Linked DNA regions of Homo sapiens: region 2 is linked to region 1. Evidence: chromatin contacts called from ENCODE Hi-C or POLR2A ChIA-PET data. All regions are on one chromosome and are shown on one strand. The core of a region is the stretch at or near the end of the contact, and the rest is flanking DNA. Distances in the headings are between cores, read along the strand shown. Region 1 holds the start of PKNOX2-DT (PKNOX2 divergent transcript). Region 2 overlaps SLC37A2 (solute carrier family 37 member 2).

What was found. A loop is a pair of places that touch in the nucleus more often than their neighbours do. ChIA-PET counts read pairs that join two places held with the same protein, here RNA polymerase II (POLR2A). Pooled maps may share reads with other maps.
Region 2: a map of endothelial cell of umbilical vein shows a loop between it and region 1 (4-fold over the local background). The contact joins the enhancer-like site here to the promoter of PKNOX2-DT in region 1. A Hi-C loop is called at or near these places in 2 of 168 maps with a recorded cell type or tissue (Caco-2 and endothelial cell of umbilical vein) and 7 of 50 pooled maps. POLR2A ChIA-PET finds 5 or more read pairs at or near these places in 3 of 52 experiments (A673, HEK293T and Panc1).

What each region holds. Positions count from the first base shown.
Region 1 is chr11:125,162,225-125,168,041 of GRCh38, reverse strand. PKNOX2-DT (PKNOX2 divergent transcript) reads left to right here and starts at 3,433. Exons shown (of 3, transcript NR_125759.1): 1 at 3,433-3,701. It overlaps PKNOX2 (PBX/knotted 1 homeobox 2), which reads right to left and starts at 3,291. Exons shown (of 13, transcript NM_001382323.2): 1 at 3,266-3,291. RefSeq lists a silencer at 3,429-3,578.
Region 2 is chr11:125,089,904-125,096,139 of GRCh38, reverse strand. It overlaps SLC37A2 (solute carrier family 37 member 2), which reads right to left. Exons shown (of 18, transcript NM_001145290.2): 18 at 5,624-6,236. It overlaps TMEM218 (transmembrane protein 218), which reads left to right. Exons shown (of 5, transcript NM_001258244.2): 5 at 1-1,751. Among named protein-coding and RNA genes, the nearest start is that of TMEM218, 19 kb to the left of the region's middle. Within about 2 kb of position 4,784, at least 3 of the 41 ENCODE cell types and tissues checked have a DNase peak (open chromatin) inside an H3K27ac peak, as active enhancers do.

The DNA.
Region 1 (5,817 bases), core at 2,184-4,683:
CTACCTAAAGCAATGCTGGGAGAGGCTGCTGGGGAGGCACCAAGCAACATTTAAAGGCAGACTCAGTGAAAGCCCAAAGGCAACACGAGAATGAACAGATGAAACCGGACTGGAAAAGAAGCAAACTCGTCTTTCAGAATCACTTGGACATTAACTTTTATTAATTCTCATTGTCACATGGCACCCTCCCCCAAGCTCTGCCATGTGGGATCCAGCAAGCTCCCTCTTTTTAAACAGGCCCATTTTGGAAGAGTAAAGGGGAGGTACTGGATTTGCCACTGCCACACAATAAAAGCCCCTTTTGAAAGCAGCACTTTCATTAACTTAAAGCAATCTATAGACTTAAAAGCAGAGAGCAGTAAACTCCCAGAGAGGATCATAAAACAGCCAGTCTCAAGTTGGGTATACTTCAGTGCAATTCGCACGAGGCATTTTACTGTGAGCGGTGGTCGGGCCCATCTCCCTCCGGTAACCCCCTGCCCCTTATTCTGAGCAGCCTCTCTTTCTCTTGGCTTTCAAGCCTTTCCCGCTCACAAAGGGGAGGCGGTGACCAGGGAGTCTCCGTGGGGTCACGGCTCCCTCCCCCCTCGGGCTCTCAGCGGGAGAGAGCTCTCACGAATTCCAAGCCTACAAAACAACAGCCTTGGAGCTCCGCGGCGGCAGTCGCCGCGCCCCGGGCCGCCGAGGCCACTCGTGGGTCGTGGGTCGTGCGTCTTCCGTGTCCTGTAAGGGCTGTCTGGCTCTCCCTGCCAGGGGTGCAGGGGGCTGGGATGGTGGGTTTAATATTAAGAGGAGGAAATCTCAAATCTTCCTCCCCTCAATGCCCTCCTCCCCCCCGCTCCCACCCCCCACACACACTCTTTCTCTAGATGCCCAGAGAATAACCTACCTCCCTGGTCGGGACCCCTTCCCACCCCACACCCCACAGCTAGGCCCAAGCTATGGGGATGCAGCCCGAGTGGGAGATTATGAGACCAGAAACGGGACCCTCCCTCCCCGCTTCCACCAAGGTCCTGGGGCCTCCGAAGGCCAGAACGGCAGAGAGAGCAGGAGGGCAAGGGCAGGGGCTTTGGGTAATACACCGTGTTATGTTTGAACACCATCATTCTCAGATTTGGGGCGGGGAGGATCGTCTAAACTGCCTAAAATGCGAAGCTTTTGGCTGCCACCGGTTATAGAGCATTTGAAACCCGAAAAGCTAATATCCTGAAGTCTCCGGACAGGAGAGATGACAGTAGGGCACTCCAAGCTTCCTCCTCCCCCGGGCGCACCAAAGGCCGGGTTTGTGGGCTTCTCAGTCCGGCGCGGGTAAGCACAGGAAGCGGCTCCAATCAGGGCACTGGAGTTTGAGCCGGTCCTACCCTGGGCCACAGCCCAGACTCCTCGGCCCACTGTGGCACCTCGCTGCTAGCGCTGCCCCCCGGCCTTCATCGCAGGCCGCGGCCCCTGCGGGCCACCGCTCCCGCCCCGCCGCGCTGCGCCCGCAGACCCAGGTGGCTCCTGGAGCACTCCGAGCCGCCTGGGTCGGGACCTCAGATCCACTCCCAGCCCCGCGAGGCTGCCCTGCCGCTTCGCCCAGAAGGTCTCTTCGATCTGTCCGCTTCCCGGAATCGCTCTCTTAGGACCGGGTCCTGTGTGGCCCAAGTCCTCTCCTCCTAAAGAAACACTTTCAGGGGGAAGCAGCAAAAATTCGGGGCTCGCCTGCCATGGCTCAGATCAACTACTTTCATCGCCTACCTAAACGCTTTTTCACACGCGGAGCTGCAGGACCCCTCGTGCTACCCTCCCCAAATTCCAATAGCTTCCACCACAAGAAAAAGCTGTGATCCTGTTACTGAATCCTAAAAACGCCACCCGTTCCTCCAGCCCCCAACTCCGACCTCCAGCCCTCTGCTCTGGCCGGCGTGTAAACTACTTATCGGCCCCTCGATCCCGATTCCGTAAACAGTCTGGATCCTATAAACCGAACTCTAGACTGGTCCTAAAACCCAGCCCTAATTCAGGCCGATCCACAAGCCCCTACCCCTCAATTCCCAACCCGAGTCTCCCCACCGCGCGGAAACCCCCGGCTCCCCCGTGAAGAGCCCCGGGAAAGGACGGCCCATTTCGCTCGTTTCTTCCTGGGGATCGGGAGCCAGGAAAGCCCGTCTCCTAACCCGAAAGAAATGCAAACTTTGAGCGGCAGATTCGGGATCCTGCGCCATCCCCCTCAGCTCTCCGCTCTCGATCGCTTTCAGTTCCCTCTTTTACGAACTCATCCCCTAGTTCTCGAGCCAGAAGGGCTCCCGATTCCCAAGCCTCGCGCGGGCCCCTACGCCCGCCTCACCAAAGATCCCCAGCAATCATGGAAAGCCGGTGACCCTACACATTCTCGCTCCTCCCTGGGTGAGGGTCCGTGCGTGTAGCCCCTCGGATCCTGGCTTCCCGGGCCCCGCCGGTGTTCCCCTGTCTCCACTGATCCGTCTGCAAACCCTCATTCGCCCTGCCTCCCCAGGCCGCGGCCGCGGCTCCTCGACTCCTCCGGTCACCTGGCCCCAGCCTGGGACCGCTCCCGCCTCCAGCCGCTGGAAAGCATCTCCAGGCTGGTGGCGCGGAGTAAGCGCCGGCCCCAAGGACGCCCGAAGCCGGGAGAAAGAGAACCTGGAGCCTGCCCGCGGTTCCCAGCCTCTCCCCGCGGAGCGCCCGGCCGGGAGCCTTCTGCACCCGGGCTCGGGCCGGCGTGCCTGTTCCTATTCTCGGGTCCCCTGGCGCTCCTGGCGCACAGCTCCCCGCCCGCCCGCTACGGGGTTGGGCCCGCGGCGATTCGAGTCCGCAGCCCGGCTCCTTGCACCCGAGGACAATGCGCGGCCGGCCACGGGCCCAAGCGCGGCGAGGCGGCGGCGGCGGCGGCGGCGGGGCTGAGCGCTGGCCGGGCAGGGGAGCGGGCGGCCCGCGGGGCTCTCGCAGCCTCCGTGCCCGGCCTCGCCGCCCCTCGCGCTGCTCCGCTCCGCGCTCTCCCGGCGCTTCCCCAGCTTCTCTCTGCACGCTCCCGCCGTCCCTCGCTGCTCCCTGCCTCCCTCCTCCCTGCTGCCTCCCTCTCTCTCCTCCCTGCTGCCTCCCTCTCTCCCTCTCTCCTCCTTGCCCTGTCGCAATGAATAATACTCTGGCTTGGGGACTGGAATAAAACACACGCGCTCTGAGGCAGCCGCCCGCAGCAGCAGCCGCCGCCGCGCCGCCGCCGCCGCCTGCAAAAGCGTCTCTGACATGGAAATGAATGACAGCTTACCTGATGCCAATCTTCATCAGACTGACACCGGCGTGACAACACAGCCTATACTTCCCAGCACTGCTCGGGACGTCAGCGGCACAGGGACCCGCCCCCCGGACCCCCCCTTCACACACCTCCCCTCTCCCCACTCCCCCTTTTCTCCCCACCCCCCATCACCCCCACCCACTCCCGGCCCGGCCGCTGCCAAGTCGGAGGAGCCGCTGGAGTGTCTCCCTCTACCGGAGGCTCTCGGGCGGCGGGCGCGGGCCTGCTCCTGCGGCAGGGAGGCGGGCGGCCTGGAGAAGCGGCTCCGCTCGCGAGGAGCCTCGGATGGGGAGTGCGGTGGACCCCCAGGAACTCTGGAGCACCCTCCCGCCCCCAAGCCAAGTCCTCCTTAGCGAACAACCGGGGCCGAGTTCCAAGATATCACCGGTGCTGAGGGGACCGAGATGAGGTGAGATTTTCTGTGGACCCCAAGAGAACTCCCCAGAAATGATGAAACTTAAAACGGGCAAGAAATCCTTCCTTCCACCAGCACTCCCCCTCCCCCTTTTCCTGCCTGGCTGGCCTCATTTTTATGATTGCATTTGAATAATTCTCATTACCCTGGCCCCAGAAAAGGTGTTCAGATGACACTCTGGTTAGTTATTCCTGGTCTCAAGAGCTTTTTCTGCTGTGGGCTTCCCGGGGTGTCTGGTTCAAGGTGGGGCAGAGGGAGAGAGGAAAGAGTGGATAGGCTTTGTCAGTAAAGCACTTCTTTGCAAATGTCAGGCAAGCCTGTTCTAAGCCACTGCTATTTTCATTCTAATAAAAAGTCCTCAAGAAACTCAGTGAGTTCCCAGAGTTCTGGGGGCTGGGGTGCAGTCATATAAAGGGAAAGACCAGCTGGGCTGTTTCAGCCTGGGCCTGCTGGGGTGGCTTCATCTACATCAGGGAGGAAATGGGCTCCTTACATGCCCTCTACAGTGGAAGACAAAAGCAGGCATGTGTAGACCCACAAGCGCCTCCATTCACTCAGCAGAGATCACAGTCCTACTAAGAGCCACACACAGGAGCACACTTGCTTGCTTCCTCAACTTAGCACATGGCCCTCCGCATAAAGGGACAAGAGAACCCCTTCTGCCTCTGGAAGTTTGCTTCTTGCTCCCCATAGAGGAGCCCTTTCAGCCAGTCAGGCAGCCATTGATCCTCTGACCCCAGGCCAGGCAGGGGGCCTGGAAGAAGCCCAGACAAAGACACCGACAAAAGCGGGAAAGCAGAAAGTGAAACCCAGCCTCTGGGTTTTCAGTAAAGAATCTGACCCAAGAAGTTGAAGGCTGCCCCTGAGCTCTTCTCAGGCCTCTGGGTCGCCACTCACCCGCCTCCGTCATGGGCAAGGATGAGAGCTGTTAGCATTGCCTGGCTCAGGGGAGGCAATTGAGACCCTTCTTATATCACATCCCAGATACACACACTACTGTTTGTCCAGATCCTCCCAATACCCTCAAATCCACCCACCAACGTTGCTTGTGGGAGAAACTCTTCAGTGGTAGCCCCCATTATAGACAGATTAGAATCCTCTCACCTTCACATAGAACCTTCAAAAACTTCACTAGGTGGATTTATGTCACCCTAGCCTCTGATCTGCAGTCAGAGTCTCTGGCTGCTGACAGCATAATCGCTATTATATATTATACATTGTATAATAATATAATAATAATGAATGCACTTGCCCTTTTTATGTGGTACAGAAGCGGCCAGATTCTCCAACCCAGAGGCTGGAGGTCAGGCTGCCATAAACTCTCAGAGGGAAGCCCTCTTCAGATAAGGGAGGGGGAGGGGAGATCCATTTGTCTCTGCCCAGGACCCCTGGAGGGAGGAGTTTCTCTCTTTCCCATGGCTCCCAGTGAGTTGCTGCAGCCTGCAGAGTCAGAGGGGAAAATCAGGCTGAATTCACCCCATCAGAGAGGTGTCAGTGAGCCATAAATAGGACCGCAGGCAACAGCCTTGGATCACTGATTTACACCTGTCACACCCCTCGTTTTCTGAAATCTAGATCAATGCCCAACACTTTCCTGATATGGGAGATCCATTGCCATGAGCTATTAATTTTTGGAGTCTTCAAATACTATGATTTTCACTAATACCTTTTTGGTGCTTTAAACTGCACATCGTAGTTTTAAGTAAATATATCTTGCTTTGACTATTTTTGTCATTTGCAAGAGCTTAAAAAATGATTATCCAAAATATAACCATCGTTTTTATAATCACTGAAGGCAAATATTTTCCCTGCACCCACCAGAAGCTCTGCTGTGTGCTAGCACTAAGAATAAAGAGCAGAAGCAAAGAGGCTCAGGTTATGGCTCCTGTCCTCAAGAAGCATTCATTTGTTGAAGAAGACAAAGCGCCAATATGTAAAACATTAAGTAGCAATAATACAGGAATCAACAGAAGACACAAGCTAGTAAATACTTAATGAAGAAATGAGTTGTCAATATGTCAAATTCCATGAGTTCCACATCTCAGTTTTGGCTCTGTCAATGAGTAGAGAAAGGATAGAGTAGAAATTAAGAATTCACTACAGATACTCT
Region 2 (6,236 bases), core at 3,535-6,034, 73 kb after region 1:
TGCAGATAAGGCTTTGTACAGAAAACTTCAAAGGAAATAGTTTCCTAATCTGGCCTAGGGCACACAGGTAAGAAAAGAAGAAACATCCTCTAAGCAGATTGAGGGAGAGAAAAAAGAATGCATAAGTCTTGAGGGAATTGAGACAAGCTGGGGGCCTCATGCTATTGTGAGTCTCCCTGCAGCCCAAGTGGAAGCTTGGCTCCTAACAAGCACAAGCTGCCAATTGTTACCTTCTTCTGAGAGCCTTGCTAAAAAAGTAACTCTGGGAAAACTCTTATAGGTTCCTGACCATGAATCCATCTTTTTTATTCCCCCCAAAAGTTATTCAACTATTAGATCAATGGATAATAACTATGAGGTTTTGGGTGACTATTTAGATGGAGGAAAGTGTATTAAGGTTGGAAACTAAATTCTATCCTTAATACTACTGTTTTCTAATTTTTGTTTTTTTGCCTGATGTAAATGAAAGGCATATATGTTAAAGATTGGCTTTAGGAAAAAAAAAAAAATACCCTGTGCAAAGTTTATTTCAGCTTGACTTGACCTACAGTCTACAGACCTGGAGTCTATAATTACCAGCTGTGGTGAAATGAATGATAGATTTCTTTCTACCTGCATACTCAATGCAGTTATGCAAAAAAAGCCCCGCAGGGTTGGGATAAGACGTAGAAGGCTGAGAGGGCTCAAAATGGATTTCACTGAGAGTTTGGCATGGGATAACCCTATAGTCAATGTCTGTTATGGTACCCTGTATGCTCATGGCCTTCTTGGAGACAGGGCTCAGAGGTCATTCCTTAAATACAGACAGAAGTCATCTTAGTGTTCAGAACCATTCTGTGATCAGTGGCCTTAGAACATGTTCCCTCTACTGTTCCCTACCCAGAGGGGATCCTGTGGCAGACTGGTGATCCCCACTGTTTAGAAGGTGGAGAGGGAGAGTAAATCTGGGTTTCTATATAAGAAAATAGGTTATTTCGTGGCGTCTTAAAATTGTATCCTGACAAAAGCTGAATTAGGAGGATACCACCCTATCCCCACAATGGAGATCACAATGGGTAATTTGTTAAGTTCCTTAAATTTTTCACTGATAAAAATGGAAGTAAAGCTACCATTCTTTGTGTACAATGTAAATTTAATGTAAAACTGCATCAGAATTACCATACCAATGTCCAGGGACTAGGGAGTACATAGCCATTCATTCTCGAATCCTGCCATTCATTCAGCATATATTGTGTGCCCGTAGGGTGTAAAGCACTAGTCCTGGTGGAGTAAGCCCATGGAAGAACTAGGCTGTAAGGTGTCTAGACTGTCTTCCTCACTGCTTCCTGGAAGGAGGGCATCCAATTTATTTTTAAATGTTTTTATTCTAACATAAAGCAATCCATTTTTTGTTCTGTTATTTAACAGAAACTTTAGTATCAACTCTATTTCATGGTTGTTGCAGTTGAAGTGTTTCTGGTTTATTTTTTGCTCAATGTGTAAAGAAACCTGCTGTGATTATTTTACAGATGAGAAACAGGCAGAGAGGACAAGGGATTTAAAAAGTTTCACAGTTAATTAGAAGTGGGGCTCCAACTTGACATCAGGATTCCTGACATCTCATTTCTCAAATAGTTGAAAGATCACTTTTGACTTTCAAGTAACTCCTTATTTTTACATTGGTTAATACTGTTTCTTAGCTGTTTGTACCTGACATTTTCTTAACACATATCCAAAAAGGTAAAAGTTTCATTAAAGGATTCTAATGATCATTTTAGTATGAATAACAAACATTCAATCATAATTCCTTTGCTTAAACCTTTAAGTATCTGGCTGTTACATAGAAATGAATTTCCAGATGTGAGAATCAGAACTGTATGGAAACGAATCTAGAAAAGTGTTGATTATCCTCATAGAAGCATAAGAACTCAGGATTGGAAGAGATTTTATAGTTCATAAAGTTCAACCTTTAATCTCTAGTTCCATCCCAATACTTGGAAATAAGTCTAGGGTTCCACATGTCAAAATAACAATTTTTGTTACATTTAGCAAACATGTGCTAGGCATTTTTCTAAGTGTGTTGTAAGTATTATGTCTTCTTCATATCGGCCCTATGAAGTAGGTACTCTTAATATCCCCACTTCACAGATGGGGAACAGGCACGGGCTGGTAGGCGTAAACAGGAGTCAGGATCCAAAGTCAGGCAGTTTGGCTCTAGAGTCTAAGAGCCTGACTACTGTCTGTTATAGAGCGTTGCTCCATAGGATAAACTCGAAGGAAAAGGAGGGACAAGGGCAGGCAATGCAAATCCACTTGACAGAAATACCAAGGAAAAGTAGCTGAGTCTGGTGGAAAAACCAGAATCTTAGGAATTGAGCAGGAGTCTGGGGAAAAGCGTGAACAGGCACGCAGGCCTCAGAGATAGCTTCACCCATTAGCCCAGGGTTTCTGGCAGGTCTCTGCTGTTAGACTTTGGTTGTCCCCTTGCTCAGAGATACTAAACAGCTGAGCTGCTAGTAGACTATATTTTCAAGTTTTGAGAACACTGCCGCCTCTCTTGTAAGCACCATCCAGCTGGAATGTTGAGACTTGGGCCAGTTTTCAGAGGTGCCAATGGCAGAATCAAAGCCACACACCAGGAATTTTTGTTTTGTTTTCTACTTGATCTCTGTCCCTAGCAGATTATTGGTGGTGACTGTTTATGCAAAAAAAAAAAAAAAAAAAAAAAAAATTCTGAGTCCCTACCCCCCCCACCCTCTTTTCTCAGTTTCCTGCCACCAAAGAAATGAGAGCTGGGATCGAAATCAGGCTCAGTGCCACAGACAGAATGAGAAAGTGTGTTTTTAATGGTTTACATCACATCATGCCAGAGATGATATAGTCTGTGCATTTGGTCCAAGTCCTGCCCTTGGAGAACTCTTGGGTGAGGTGGTCACACAGTAGCCCTTATGCTGTGCCTAAATGCTATGAGGCCAGCCCCTTCACTTGTTTTAAGCTTTGGAGATTTCTTTTGTTTGCCTGTGGTTATTTTCCTGCCGTTAAATTGGTCATACCCCAGTTTTACACTGGGAATATTATCAATTTCCTATTACTGTTGTAACAGATTGCCATAGACTTACTGGTTTTGATCAATTCACATTTATCGCTCCGGAGGTCAGAAACCAGAAATGGGTTTCAGGGGGTAAAGGAAAGGCTTTGGAGCCTCGAGAGAACCCATTTCCTTGCCTTTTCTACCTTCTAGAGGCCGCCCCCGTCCCCCTGGCTGGTGGACCCTTCCTCAGTCTTCAAGGTCAGCAGAGCAGCATCTGCCAATCCCCAACACTCCTGCCTCCCTCTGTGATTCATCCGGAGCCCTTTGATTCCACTGGGTCCACCCCATCAGTCCTTCCATCTCAAGATCCTTAATCACATATACAAAATCTCATTTGCCATGTAAGGTAACACTCACTGGTTCTGAAAATTAGGATGTGGACATCTTATGGGGGCACATTGTACCTATCACAGAATATAGGGCCCCTTCTCCCCTAAGCATTGCCTCCTTCCACCCCCATCTGCCATCCTCCCTACCCCCACACCTTTCAGTAGGAGGTCTGCTCCTTTGTCACTTCTCAGGATTCCCAACAGCAACTCTCCCACCCCCACTCAGACACCCAGGATGTGTTGAGTTCCTCCTGCCAGCCTCAGTCTTAGTGGTGGCCTCATGGTGCTAGGACCGACCAAGAGCTTCTTTCCCTTTCTTTTCTTTGCCTCTTGCCTCCTCCTCCTCCTCCCCCAGCCACCCCACACACACTCGCCCAGCCTCCCAGTGGATTTCTAAGGGAGAAACACAAAGAGTTACTGCTTTTTAATTACAAGTGCTATTGTAGCATCTATAAGGAAGAACATTTTAAGCTTAATTGAGACCAAATGTGAAGTTAAATTAAATGAATAACTAATTAACGTAATGCTCCTACATTAGCCCCGTGTGAGTGAGTGCTGAGGCCCAGGGAGAAGGCAGGTACCAGGCCTGTGGTGAACAGGCTGCGCCCAGAGCTGCCCAAACAGGGCCAGTAACCTGGGACCTGGGAGATGGGTGCAGACAGGCAGATCTCAGTGCTGGGGTTCCCCCAACCTTCAGTATTTTTTCCAACTCCCTACCCACAGCCTAAGTCCTCATTTCTGAGGCCAGACCCTGAGCTCGCACAATGCCTTTTGCATGTGTCTAGTGCCACACTTACCTGCTGGTAGGAGCCAATGCCATTTGTTCAGTTTCAGTCTCTAAGGCCTAACATCCTAGGAGTTGGATAAGTATTCATGTTAACTTCCTCCCTCTTCCATTACCCCTCACTACCTTATCAAATGAGTCATCCAAGTCCTCAGAATTCTGCCTTCATAAGGAAGAAGGACTCTTCCCGTTGCCCCCGGAATTGCCCTTCTGCCAGCCGTGTTCCTGCATGGCTGGACTAATGAACAGCATAGCTCTCACCTGGAGTCACTGTCTCCGTGTGTTTTCCTATTTATCCCCTAACTAGACAAGTTCTTCAAGGGCAGGAGTGTGTTGAGTATGTGTCTCCCTTCATACCAATCCTATGAGGTAGATAATGTCACCATTTTCCTGATGATGAAACAGGCTTAAAGTTAGTAAGCAGTGCAGTTGGGGAAGAGAAGACCTTGAGAGAACCATTCCTCTTCCCCTGCCCTCTGAAGCAGAAAGCAAGCTGAAAGTCTGAAAAGTCAAGAGGCCTCGGCTCCTGTCTCTCTTCCAGGAAGCAGGATGGAACCACAGCCCACCCTGGGCTGTATGATGGGATTGGGTCACCATCTAGTGGCTCATATAAGCAACACAGCTTCTCCTTAAACTCCTTAATTACAAGTGCTATTGGAGCATCTCTAAGGAAGAACATTTTGAGCTTAATTGAGACCAAATGTGAAGTTAAATGAATAACTAATTTCATTTCATTCTCAATGTCAAAGAGCAGCAGAGAGCAGCTTTCCTGAATGCTGAACATAAGGCCAGAGTATAGCTCTTGCCCCTGTGGGCTGAGGACTTGGAGGTCCCTGGCTGACTCCTGCGCTCAGAGCTGAAGTGACTGCAGGCAGGAGGAGCCTTCCTTGTTTGTTGCCATTGGCGCTGTGCAGCCTGCTTCAGTGTGGAAGGGTGTGTATCTGGCTAATGCACCAGCCCACAACGTCCCAGGAAATGCAAGGCTTTTATCTTGCGTGGCGCTCTAAGCTCCCCATTTGCCCACACATCATCAATATCATGAGCATCCCCTTCAGGAGTGCCCACTGTCATGAGCTTTAACCTACCCACTTGGTGGTCCTGGTGTGTCCGGAATTGGTGGGTTCTTGGTCTCACTGACTTCAAGAATGAGGCCGCGGACCCTCGCAGTGAGTGTTACAGCTCTTAAGGTGGCACGTCTGGAGTTTGTTCCTTCTGATGTTCAGATGTGTTCGGAGTTTCTTCCTTCTAGTGGGTTCGTGGTCTCGCTGGCTCAAGAGTGAAGCTGCAGACCTTCACAGTGAGTGTTACGGCTCTTAAGGCAGCGCGTCTGGAGTTGTTCGTTCTTCCCGGTGGGCTCGTGGTCTCGCTGGGCTCAGGAGTGAAGCTGCAGATCTTCGCGGTGAGTGTTACAGCTCATAAAAGCAGCGTGGACTCAAAGAGTGAGCAGTAGCAAGATTTATTGCAAAGAACAAAGCTCCCACAGCGTGGAAGGGGACCCGAGCGAGTTGCCAATGCTGGCTCGGGCAGCCTGCTTTTATTCTCTTATCTGGCCCCACCCACATCCTGCTTATTGGTAGAGCCGAGTGGCCTGTTTTGACAGGTCGTTGATTGGTGCGTTTACAATCCCTGAGCTAGATACAAAGGTTCTCCACGTCCCCATCAGATTAGTTAGATACAGAGTTTCGACACACAGGTTCTCCAAGGCCCCACCAGAGCAGCTAGATACAGAGTGTTGATTGGTGCACTCACAAACCCTGAGCTAGACACAGGGTGTTGATTGGTGTGTTTATAAACCTTGAGCTAGATACACAGTGCCGATGGGTGTATTTACAATCCCTGAGCTAGATATAAAGGTTCTCCGAGGCCCCACCAGAGCAGCTAGATACAGAGTGTCGACTGGTGCACTCACAAACCTTGAGCTAAACACAGGGTGCTGATTGGTGTGTTTACAATCCCTGAGCAGGACATAAGGACTCTCCACGTCCCCATCAGACTCAGGAGCCCAGCTGGCTTCACCTAGTGGATCCCGCACCGGGGCTGCAGGTGGAGCTGC